Regions from separate parts of the Homo sapiens genome. Here region 1 is linked to region 2. Evidence: chromatin loops called from intact Hi-C (ENCODE). Cell type or tissue: dorsolateral prefrontal cortex. All regions are shown on one strand. Links, peaks and the distances in the headings refer to the core of each region. The heading gives the core; the rest is flanking DNA.

Region 1 (5,373 bases), core at 143-5,142, 48 kb before region 2:
CTGCAGTGCAGTGGCACAATCTCGGCTTACTGCAACCTCTACCTCCTGGCCTCAAGCAATCCTCCTGCCTCAGCCTCCTGAGTAGCTGGGATTACAGGCATGTGTCACCACACTCAGCTAATTTTTGTATTTTTAGTAGAGGTGGGATTTCGCCATGTTGGTCTCAAACTCCTTGACTCAGCCTCCCAAAGTGCTGGGACTACAGGCGTGAGCTGCCATGTGCCTAGGCTAAGATATCTTACTTTCACAAATTGTACACAAATCTCCAAGCAAGTGAGCCCATTGCTAGGGCTCCTCCCAGGGCCTTGCAGAGACTGTGAAGTTTGAGGTCTCTCAGCTTCCTGGGAAACCCACCTATGTTTAGAAAGGTGCACTAACTTGACCTGGGTCTCTCAGCTCATGAGAAGACCTGACCTCTGTTCCTGGGTGAGGCTTCTGTCATCTCCACCCTTCTCCCCTAAACAGGTTCATTTTCTGAATCTTGCCACATTGTCGGGGTGAGCTGGGCTAGGTGTGGAAGGTCTCTGTCTGGCTTTGGGGTGGGGATGGGATCAGAAACCCTAGGCCTAGGCTGGGCTTCACAATCCCCTTGGGGGCTTGTCAAGAATGCCTATCCCTGGAGACTCAGCCCCTCAGATATAGACTTAGTGGTTCTGGGGCAGGGCCTGGGAATCTGTATTTGTAATAGGCCTCCAGGAGAGGCAGCTGCAGTCACGCTTTTGGGACCCACTGCTCCAGGGACACCCCTCCTGCCCCAGTAAACTCTGTGTCTGGCCCCCTTCCAGGCTGGGCCTGGCGCTATGGGCAGAAGTTAGCGGTGACATGCTGCAGGCTGAGTGGGCCTCACTGCGGAGGCATGCAATTAGCAGCACCCAGAACAATGCCTTGGTTTCCATCATTAGCCCCCAAGCCTGGCTGGTAATTTGTTGCTTCTTTCATTGCAGTAACAAGCTCTGGCTTGGGAACGAGGAAAAGAGCTTTTCCCTTCCCCCAGGCATTCCCAAACACCTGCTTGGGGTAGAGTGGGGGCACCGTGGGAGCACAGGAGAGACACCTAATGCTTTCAGGTGCAATCCAGGAAGACTTCTTGTGGGAGGAGGCTGCCAGCAGGACCCAGAAAGGGACTGGCATTTGGCCAGGTGCCAGGGATATCACAGTAGATGGGGTAGACCCTATCCACGCCCTTGGGGCTTGCAGTCTGTTGGAGACCAATCAGTAGAGAAGCCACCGTATCCCAAGAGACAAATGTGGTCATGGATTGGAGAGACTCCCACTCAGCTGGATGTGGGCAGGGTCAGGGCAGGCTTCCTGGGCGAGGAGGCGATATCTCTGTTGAGCCCTGAAGGGTGAGTAGAGGTGGGCCAGGTGAAGCGGGTGGAGGTGGGATGTGTGCACAAGTTTTCTGGTCAGAAGGAACAGCATGTGCAAAACCCAGGGAGGCTGGAGATGTGAACAGGGCCTCATCAGCTGTGTCGAGTGATGGCTTGGACCCCTTTTGAAGAGTGACATGTGGTAGGTAGATTATATTTCCCAAATGTGGCTGCAACCCTGGCTACTGTTCCACTTGCTCTTCTTGCAAAATGGCCTTGACACTCCGCCCATCCAGCACTGGGGTCTGTCCCCTTCCCTTGAGCCTGGGTGGAGCTTTGTGTATAATGGATACTTTGTGTGTACGGTGGCGCTTTTTGTGTGATGCTCTGTGACCTCCAAGCTTAGGTCACACAAATACCTTTCTGTCTTGCTGTCTTGGGATAGTCACTCTTTGGACCCGGCCACCATGCAGTGAGGAATCCCAAACTAATCCATCCATGCAGAGAGGCCACAGGTGAGACTGTATCTAGGTGTCCAACCAACAGCCCTGCTGTGGTCCCGACTATGCCATCATCGACAGCCAGATGGGAAGAGGACTCTTCCAGTTAACCCCAGCTCCTACCCATCTAATCTTCCCAGGACATCATGGAGCAGAGTCATCTGAATTCCCGACCCACAGACTGAGCGTCAGGTGGTTGTTTTAAGTCACTAAGTTTTGGAAGGGGTTGTTAGCCAGCAGTGGTAACTGGAACAGGTGGTGAGCCGCCCGAGGACTTCTGCAGGGACAGCACGCTGGAGGGGTGTTTTGGAAAGCTTACAGTCTGCAGCATGGAGAGTGGATTGGAGGGGCTGAGATTGCAGGCAGGGGGCCCATTACATAAATCAACTTGAAATCCCAGCACCTCAGAGCCAAACGGAAGCTCTTAGGCTGTTTGTCCAACCCTCAGCAGTGTGGAAATTCCCGCCACATTGTTCCAAATGACCTTCAGCCCCTGCCTGGGCACTTCCAGTAATAGATGGCTCATTCCACACCACCAGGCTGCCCTGGCCCTCGGAGTGCCACGAAGTTCTTTCCTGGGTCGAGTTGAAATCTGCTGCCCAGACACACCCCCGTGTTAGACATTGTTCTGTCCTCTGAATTCTCATGGAATTCTCTTCCATTCCACCCTTGGAAGATTTGATGATGGTGACCAAATAGTGTCGTCTTCTGCAAAATTAATGGCTGCAGTGTGTCAACTGCAGGCTTTGAGTTGCACAGACCCGGGTCCACCTACCACTTCTAGCTGAGTGGCTCGGGCAGGTGCTGTTGCCTCTCTGAGCCTCATGCAGGTCAGGCATAACTCACGTCCCACCTCACGTCACTGTCGTGAGGGTGAGATGAGTCAGTACATGTACGGCCTTTACACCGAGCAGGGGCTCAGTAAGTGTCAGTTCATATAACAGAGCCGCAACCCTGCACGCCTCTCTATTCTCTATTCTATGACTGCATCGCTAGTCTATTATTATTTTGAAATAACTCAGCATTGGCCCAAACCGCTCTGAGGGAGCAGACAGTGACTCAACAGCAAGGGCCAGCCTCAGGGGACACTGGGGGGGCATTGTCCTCTGGAGTCAAAGGCAGCTCTGTTCATGGCTATCACCCTGTCTTCCCCAGCCTGGTTTCTGGCCCGATCACCCACAGCGGTGATGGCTTCGACTGTGCTGCCCCGACTGGCACCACTTCCTCACCACCCTCACCCACACCACTTCAGCTGTGAGGTTGTGGTCGGGGGCGGGGGCTTTCTGAGGAGGCTGAGGGTGCTGAGGGGTGGCGGTGATGGTGGGAGTGGAGTTTATGGATCCCCTTCTCTCCTTGATGACAAGCCCGTCGGGCTGCCACCTTGAGGTCGCATTTCCTTGGATGTTGCCTGGTTGGTTTAACCAGCCGAGATCGGGTGCTGGCAACTGTGCTGGACTCCATGTTGACTCTGGTGACCCATGTCTTCTGGGGACAGAGGGAGCAGCAGAGGCCCTTGGGGTCCCCTGCAGGGAGCAGGGATCAGGACCCTCACCCCCACGTCAACCACGGCGTCTCCACTTGGATTTGATTTCTTTTTTTTTTAAATTATACTTTAAGTTTTAGGGTACACGTGCACAACTTGCAGGTTAGTTACATATGTATACATGTGCCATATTGGTGTGCTGCACCCAGTAACTCGTCATGAGCCTCCCTGTCCCCTCCAGCAGGAGAGAGAAGCTCCTGCTGGCTCCTGGCCCACCCACCTTTCTCACTGAGGCCACTCCTGTCAGCCTACCCCACTGCCCCAGAGCCAGGAGCCCCAGGTACTTCAGACCCTGAACCACCCGCCTCCAGAGCCCTCTGCATCTGAGCTATGAGGAAGATGCCTTCTCAGCCAAATTCCCCTCTCGGCTTCCGGCTGGGGGTGGGACAAGGAAGGCTCCGCAAGGGCTGTCCCCTCCCTGCTATAATATATCTCCAAATGCTATCCCTCCCTACTCATTGGAGCTTTACCATCAGGGTTCTTTACCGAAAATGAAGGTCAGAAGCATTTTCTCTAGTCCACCGAGGCCTGAGAGGAGACTGCCCAGGTCACACAGCCAGACAGACATGGAACCGGAGGCCGATGGGCAGACATCTGCTCACTGCCTGCCCAGAGCCCCTATCTGCCCTTTCCCATCTCCCCTTCCCAAGAAGGCGGTGGGGAACCAGGTACAGCGTGTGATCCAAACAGCCAGTCAGTGTATGCCATGCCTCTGGCCACAGGGTTGGACGTGTGACCAAAGCCAGCCCTGGTCGGAGTGAGTCTCAGGCCTTGGGCTGGCGATGCTAAGGTGAGAGCTTCTCTCTCCTGCTGGAGGGGACAGGGAGGCTCATAGCCCTGGGAGCTGCCTGGGGTCAGAACTCTGCAGCCGGAAGTGGAGCCAACTCTGCAGCAGGCCGGGGAAAAATGGGGGAAAAGGGTGGATTGGGGTGATTTTTATTTTATTTTTAAATTTTATTTATTTATTTTTTTCAGAAAGGGTCTTGCTTTGTCACCCGGGCTGGAGTGCAGTGGTGTGATCACGGCTCACTGTAACCTTGAACTCCTGGGCTCCAGTGATCCTCCCATCTCAGCTTCCTGAGTAGCCGGGACTACAGGCATGAGCCGCAGTGCCTGGCTAATTTTTAAATTTTTTGTCAAGACGGATCTTGCTCTGTTGCCTAGGCTGGTGTTGAACTCCTGGGCTCCAGCGATCCCCCCTCCACCCCCTCCCACCCAGTCTCAGCCTCCTGAGTAGCTGGGATTACAGGTGTGAGCCATCACACCTGGCCCTTGGTGATATTTAGACCAGCTGTGTCCAGTCTCACCTAAAGGCAGAATCACTTCTGGACTTTTCAGCTAAAGAACCCTCTTTATTGTTGAGGCCAGTTTGAGTCTGATTTTGAGTTAGTGGTGGCCGAGCTCCTCCTCCTGCCAAGACCTGGCTACTGCGATGGCCCCCAGGTGAGCCCCTCCCCCAGGTTGCTTTCATCCTCCGCCCTCTAAGATGCTGGCGGTGGGACCTAGATGAGGCACCCCCATCTGGCTCCTGGCCCACCCACCTTTCTCGCCAGGGCCACCCCTGTCAGCCTACCCCACTGCCCCAGAGCCAGGAGCCCCAGGCACTTCAGACCCTGAATCACCCGCCTCCAGAGCCCTCTGCATCTAAGCTATGAGGAAGATGCCTTCTCAGCCAAATTCCCCTCTCGGCTTCCGACTGGGGGCGGGACAAGGAAGGCTCAGCAGGGGCTGTCCCCTCCCCGCTATAACTGTGCTGTGTCCCAGGTGTTTGGAAGTCACCCAGGGGGCTCTTCCCACGTCCTTTCTTGCCCCATTTGAGGGCAGCAGCAACAACAATTTCTTCCCTGCCTGCCTGCCCGACGCCGTGCCATGCACTTTCAGGGCAGCCTTAAACTCAGTCATTAGGGCCACCCCAGGCTGGCAGTGTGGACCTGGGGTTCAGCACAGGGACTCTGGAGCCAGGCAGTTGGGTTCGGATCCCAGCTCTACCACATAATTGCTGCGTGACCTTGGGCAAGTT
Region 2 (5,373 bases), core at 149-5,148:
TGCTCATTTTTCCCTCCAGGCTTTTTTATTCTCTCTGTGCCTCACTTTAGATAAATTCTATTGCTATAACTACAGGGCCAATGAGCTTTTCTTCTGCAGTGTCTGATTTCCTGGGAATTCCATTTAATGAATTTTTCATTTTAGACTTATATTTTTTTCCCCTCTAGAAATTTCACTTAATTCTTTTTTATATTTTCAATTTTCCTTCTCATTATGATGATCTTTTCCCATAAATACTTCAACATACTTGTGATAACTATTTTGACATATTTGTGTACTAGTTCCATCATTTCTGTTATTTCTGGGTACACTTCTATTGACTCATTTTTCTTCTGACCATGGGTCACATTTTTCTGCTTCTTGGTATATATAGTAAGTTTTGACCGGATGCTAGATTTTGTGAATGTTACATTGTTGAGAGTCTCAATTCTGTTGCCTTCCTTTAAAAGAATGCTGGGCTTTGTTCTAACAGGCACCTAAGTTATTTGCAAGTCAGTGTGAGCCCTTTGAAGCCTGTTTTTAAGCTTTGGTATGGCTGGTCTGAACTGGCCTTCATGCTAGGGATAGCTCAGCTTGTGGCTAAGGCCTGACCTCTATGGATTCTCTGCTGAATAGGTTTTTTCTTCTCCTTCTCCTCCATCTCTTCCATCTCCTCCTTCTCCTCCCGCTCCCCTCCCCCTCCCCTTTCCTCCTCCTCCTCCTCCTCCTCCTCCTCCTTCTTCTTCTTCTTCTTCTTCTTCTTCTTCTTCTTCTTCTTCTTCTTCTTCTTCTTCTTCTTCTTCTTCCTCTTCTTCTTCTTCTTCTTCTTCTCCATCTTCTCCTTCTTCTTCTCCTTCTTCTTCTTCTCCTCCTTCTTCTCCTTCTTCTTCTTTTTTTTAATAGAGACAGGGTCTTACTATGTTGCCCAGGCTGGTCTCAAGCTCCTGGGCTCAAGTGATCCTTCATCCTTGGCCTCCCAAAGTGCTAGGATTATAGGTGTGAGCTACCATGCCCAGCCTTGACTGGGTTTTCAATGAGTTCTAACCACTCTAAATGACTGCAGTGTCTCCTGGTCTGTGCCAACTCTGGAAATTGTTCAGCTTGCAACTTTCCAGCTGTTCTTTGCCCAGTCTCATAGGGTTTGATCCCATGTATGTGTGACCTAGGACTCAGAAACAACTCAAAAACATCCCATGCAGATTTCTGGAGTTTATTTTCTGCATAGTGTTTTCCTTTCTGGAACTGTGCCACGCAACTTCTGGCTGAATCCCTGAATTCCAGTCTCCAAATCCTCAGTTCTGCAAGAGTACTATATTCTGCTTGGTATGCCTCGCCCCAAGCCATGATCTGGAATATAACTTCAGGAAGAAAACCAAGGCAAACATAGGGCTCCTTTCATTTGTTTATCTTCTCTTAGGAGTCACATTAAGTCATTCCTGTTTTTCAATGATTGAAAAAAGTTATTTCATGGACTGTTTTTTTGTTTGTTTGTTTTGTTTTGTTTTCTTTTTGAGACAGAGTTTTACTCTTGTCACCCAGGCTGGAGTGCAGTGGCACAATCTCAGCTCACTGCAACCTCCACCTCTCTGGTTCAAATGATTCTCATACCTCAGCCTCCAAGTAGCTGAGATTACAGGCATGTGCCACCATGCCCCCCCAATTTTTTTTTGTATTTTTAGTAGAAACGGGGTTTCACCATGTTAGCCAGGCTGGTCTCCAACTCCTGACCTCAGGTGATCTGCCCACCTCAGCCTCTCAGAGTGTTGGGATTACAGGCGTGAGCCACCGCGCCTGGCTGGTTTTGTTCAGTTTTTTAGTTGCTTAGGGTGGGAAGGTAAGTCCAGTCCTTGTTACTCCATCACAGCCAGAAGCAGAAGTCAGGAACTGATATGTAGAAAAGCCATTGAATGACTCCATTTAAATGATGCCCCTCTCTCATGAAGCTTTTCTTAATTTCTGTCTCTTCTGTGTGTATTACCATCACATTCTGCTTTGACATATTAATATAATCACATACATATCTGACTGTCTCAGTGGACTCTAAGGGGCTCAAAGGTGGGGATGGGGTCTCTCTCTTCTTAGTATTAGTAACTTTCTTGAACCTAGCATGTGATAGGCCTTTAGAAAGTGAGGTTGGATTTCCTTCTGTGGCTTAGCAGTGAACTGAAGTGACCCTGATGAGGCAATGGGTATCTCAAGCTGAAACCCAGGAGGACTGGCTCGCTCTCCTGTGTAATCACCAGTAGGCAGAGCCCCAGGTAAAATCACAAGGGTGCATGATTCTCCCTTATTAGGCGAGGAAGTGGAGGATTGGTTAAAAGAATCCAGGCCTGTCCAGACTTGCAAAACACATCATCCTCACATTAGAATCCACGAAGCCTCTGGTTTTGATGCAGTGGAAGGGCTTGACCACAAGTGCCCTGACAGTGTCAGATAATCTTCTACGGGGGGACCAGACCAACCTCCGAGGAGCCTAGCGTCCACGAGCTGAGGCTGCTGCCGCTCCTGCGCCCTTCTTTAGAATGGAGTGAGGACAGGGAGTAGCAAGGCCTGGCCACTAGTCCTAGCTTTGTGACCTTGATCAGCTGACTGGGTTCCCCTAACTGCAGAATGAAGCCTCAGACAGGATGGTCTCTAAGGCTCTTTTCCCACCCTAAACAGCTGAGTTCTGGCAACTGATGATTGATGGTCCTGGAAGCCTGTGGTTCCTTGAGCTACTGATTCTAGGATGCTAGTAATTGATGGTTCTGAGACACTGGATTTCTGTGGCTCTGTGACTAGAACAATCTGTGGCTCAAACAATCCATGAGGCTGCGGCCCTCACACTCTATGGTTCGGATGACCACAGTCAGTAATGATTCTGTGCACCCTGCAGCATGCCTCCGTGACCCTGGAGCATCCACTGCTCTGGTCTTCATCAGTGGCCATGGAATGGGTATTCCTAGGATCCAGTCTTCTGTCTGCTCAAGAAGAACCCAAACCTGCTCCCCATTCATTGTTCCCAGGGTCATTAATTCTGAGTGATTCACTTACAGGAGGCAGAGAGAAACAGAGGTGCAGGGAATGCCAGCCCGGCTGCCCTTGGCCTGAAAGGGTTGAATTGTCTGCCTGCCTGAGAGAGCCATTGTGCTTGGTTGTCTGGTGCGGGCCGGGCTGGGTTGGGCTGGCAGCAGGGCCAGGCACCGCAGCACCATGCCCATTCTAGGGAAAGGTTCTGCCCTCCCAGCCCATCATCCGGCATGTGGCTTCTTTAGTGATACTGTGCCCCACCAGGAGGGGTGAGCAGGAGGGCAGAGGAAGAGCCCATTGCTGATTCTGCTTGCCAAGGTTCTTGGGTCTACTTCTTACTGGGTTGTGCCTGTTTTGCCATCCCTGGGTGATGCCCCTGATTCTTCCTGGTTCCTAGCCTGACTCTGCCTGGGACACACCCTGTGGCTCTCTGGAGGTCTCTGGACCTGGCTGTGCTGCCTAGCTGGGATCCCTTGCCGTGTGTTTATTTCCATGTTATTTCTGCCTAAATGAGGAGTAGGATGCTGTTTCCTGACCTGTGGATTTGGGACAAACCCCTAACGATTCCATCCCTGAACCATGGTGACTTAAGGTTAGATCCCAATACACAGAAGTAGGCTGAAGGAGAAAGTGAGAAGAATAGGTAAGCCCCTGACTCTGCCACCCATTTCCTGTGTGACCTTGGGCAATTCACTTCCCCTCTCTATGTTGCAGGCTCTTCAACCTGTAAAATGGGAGGGTAGTGCCTACTTCACCATAGCCGTGGGGAGAAGCCCGTGAAAACGTGAGTAAAAACAGGCTCTGTGGACCAAGGGTGGGTTATTGTTGCGGAAACAACGGGGCTTGTTCTCCAGAAACACACGTGGTGAGCCCACATCCTAGACCACACCTCTTAGGTGGTGTCCAGATATTGTGGAAGTGTTGGTGGGCACCCAGATCTGCCTCTCATGGTAGGAATCACAGACTCTTTCTTTCTGAGAGGACAGAATGTGATCAGGGGAAATTCATTCATCCATTCATCTCTATGTTCTGTAGTTCACTCTTTCATTCATTCATTCATTCATTCATTCATTCATTCATCATCATTCATCAAGCTCTGACTATTTGCCAGTCACTGTTTTAGATGCTTGTTTGTGTCTGAGAAATTCAACCTAGAGAAGAACTTACTGTACTCTGGACTCAGAGATGGGGGTAGTGGGTGGAAGTGGCCAAACTGACCCAGACTTCAGTCCTGCCTGGGAAAACAGTCCTCATAGGAGAATGTTGGAATCGGATAGGTGTGGGTCTCTGCCATTACTTACCTCTCTGTGTGACCTAGGGCAGATTACTTAGCCTTTCTGAGTCTCTGCTCCTCTGTAAGATGTGAAAAGCAATGGTGATCCCCTGCCAGGGTTTCTGTGAGGACTGAATCTAAATCGGGGCAGCCCCAAGTGTCTGAGTTTGGACTCTATAAATGATGCCTGTAAAGTGGAGGTTAAGGTCACAGGAATCAGATGAGCTGTGTTGAATCTCAGCTCTGCCACTTGTTGGCCAAGGGGACTTTGGTAAGTCACTTGGCCTGCCCTGCCTCAGTTTCCTCTTCTGTCAGATGGGGCTCATAGGTATTGTGAGGATTCAATTGTTAAAAATGTAGATCATGTAGCACAAACCCTGGCACATGGTAGACCTCAATCAATGGTGGCCAGTGGTATTAAATATTCCTCGTGATACCTGCGGGCCCAGCCATGAAGGAGCTTAGACTTCCTTCATAAACTTCTCAGGGAGGTGTGTGCTGCTGAGGGTATGCAAGATGAGCTTTGGTTTTTATGTGCATACATATTTAAAAATGGAATTTTTCTATAACTTATAGATACATAAATCTATACATTTTGAGAGTGAATAAAAAGGTTGGGGAACAACTACTCTCTGGGTGGAAGAGCCCCTCACCCCCTGCCCCTGCCCCATAAAGAATGTGGGTAGGATTCTGCGGCCTTGGACAAAGACTCTGGCCACATGGAAAACGGGGACTCATCTTGGAGCCTGGGATTTCTTTCTATGGAATGAGGCTGGGTGTCCCGCACCCCTTGCTCAGTTGGCCCCACCGGAATTTCTAGATTCCTAAGTCACTGGTGGAGTAGATACCTCTCCTCGCCCCTTGAGTTTCCTGGGATGGGTTTGGTCTCTGTTTGGGTGCCTTGTTGTGGGGTTTCCATGGGGCTGTCTGAGCTTGGTGATTGCACTGATCTCGGGGGCAACACCCCTGCTACCAAAGCCATCTTTGAGGAGGCTGCAGCCTTCCTTCCCGGGAGAGGTGGAGGGAGGAGGAGGAGGAGGAGGTAGGCACTCCCTGAGCGGTGTAGCAGTAACGGATCCTGACCTGTAGCCTTGGGCTCAGGATGAGCAAGA

What was found. Peaks named below come from ENCODE experiments on the same cell type or tissue, not always from the same donor. Only the 100,000 strongest peaks of a DNase experiment are listed, where the experiment ranks them.
Region 1: a loop joins it to region 2, with 3 times the contacts of the local background. A loop is called at or near these places in 3 of 110 quality-filtered maps.

What each region holds. Positions count from the first base shown.
Region 1 is chr1:19,042,968-19,048,340 of GRCh38, reverse strand. All of the region lies in intron 1 of LOC105376815 (a long non-coding RNA gene), which reads left to right. Among named protein-coding and RNA genes, the nearest start is that of IFFO2, 89 kb to the right of the region's middle. RefSeq lists an enhancer at 3,749-4,723. In dorsolateral prefrontal cortex, for the core only: a CTCF peak has its summit at 3,032; a DNase peak (open chromatin) is centred at 2,910; H3K4me3 peaks cover 718 bases; H3K27me3 peaks cover 745 bases.
Region 2 is chr1:18,995,389-19,000,761 of GRCh38, reverse strand. It overlaps LOC105376815 (a long non-coding RNA gene), which reads left to right. Exons shown (of 3, transcript XR_947015.2): 2 at 3,703-3,772. Among named protein-coding and RNA genes, the nearest start is that of IFFO2, 41 kb to the right of the region's middle. In dorsolateral prefrontal cortex, for the core only: no CTCF peak of the experiment used is centred there; DNase peaks (open chromatin) are centred at 2,818 and 3,101; H3K4me3 peaks cover 431 bases; H3K27ac peaks cover 1,226 bases.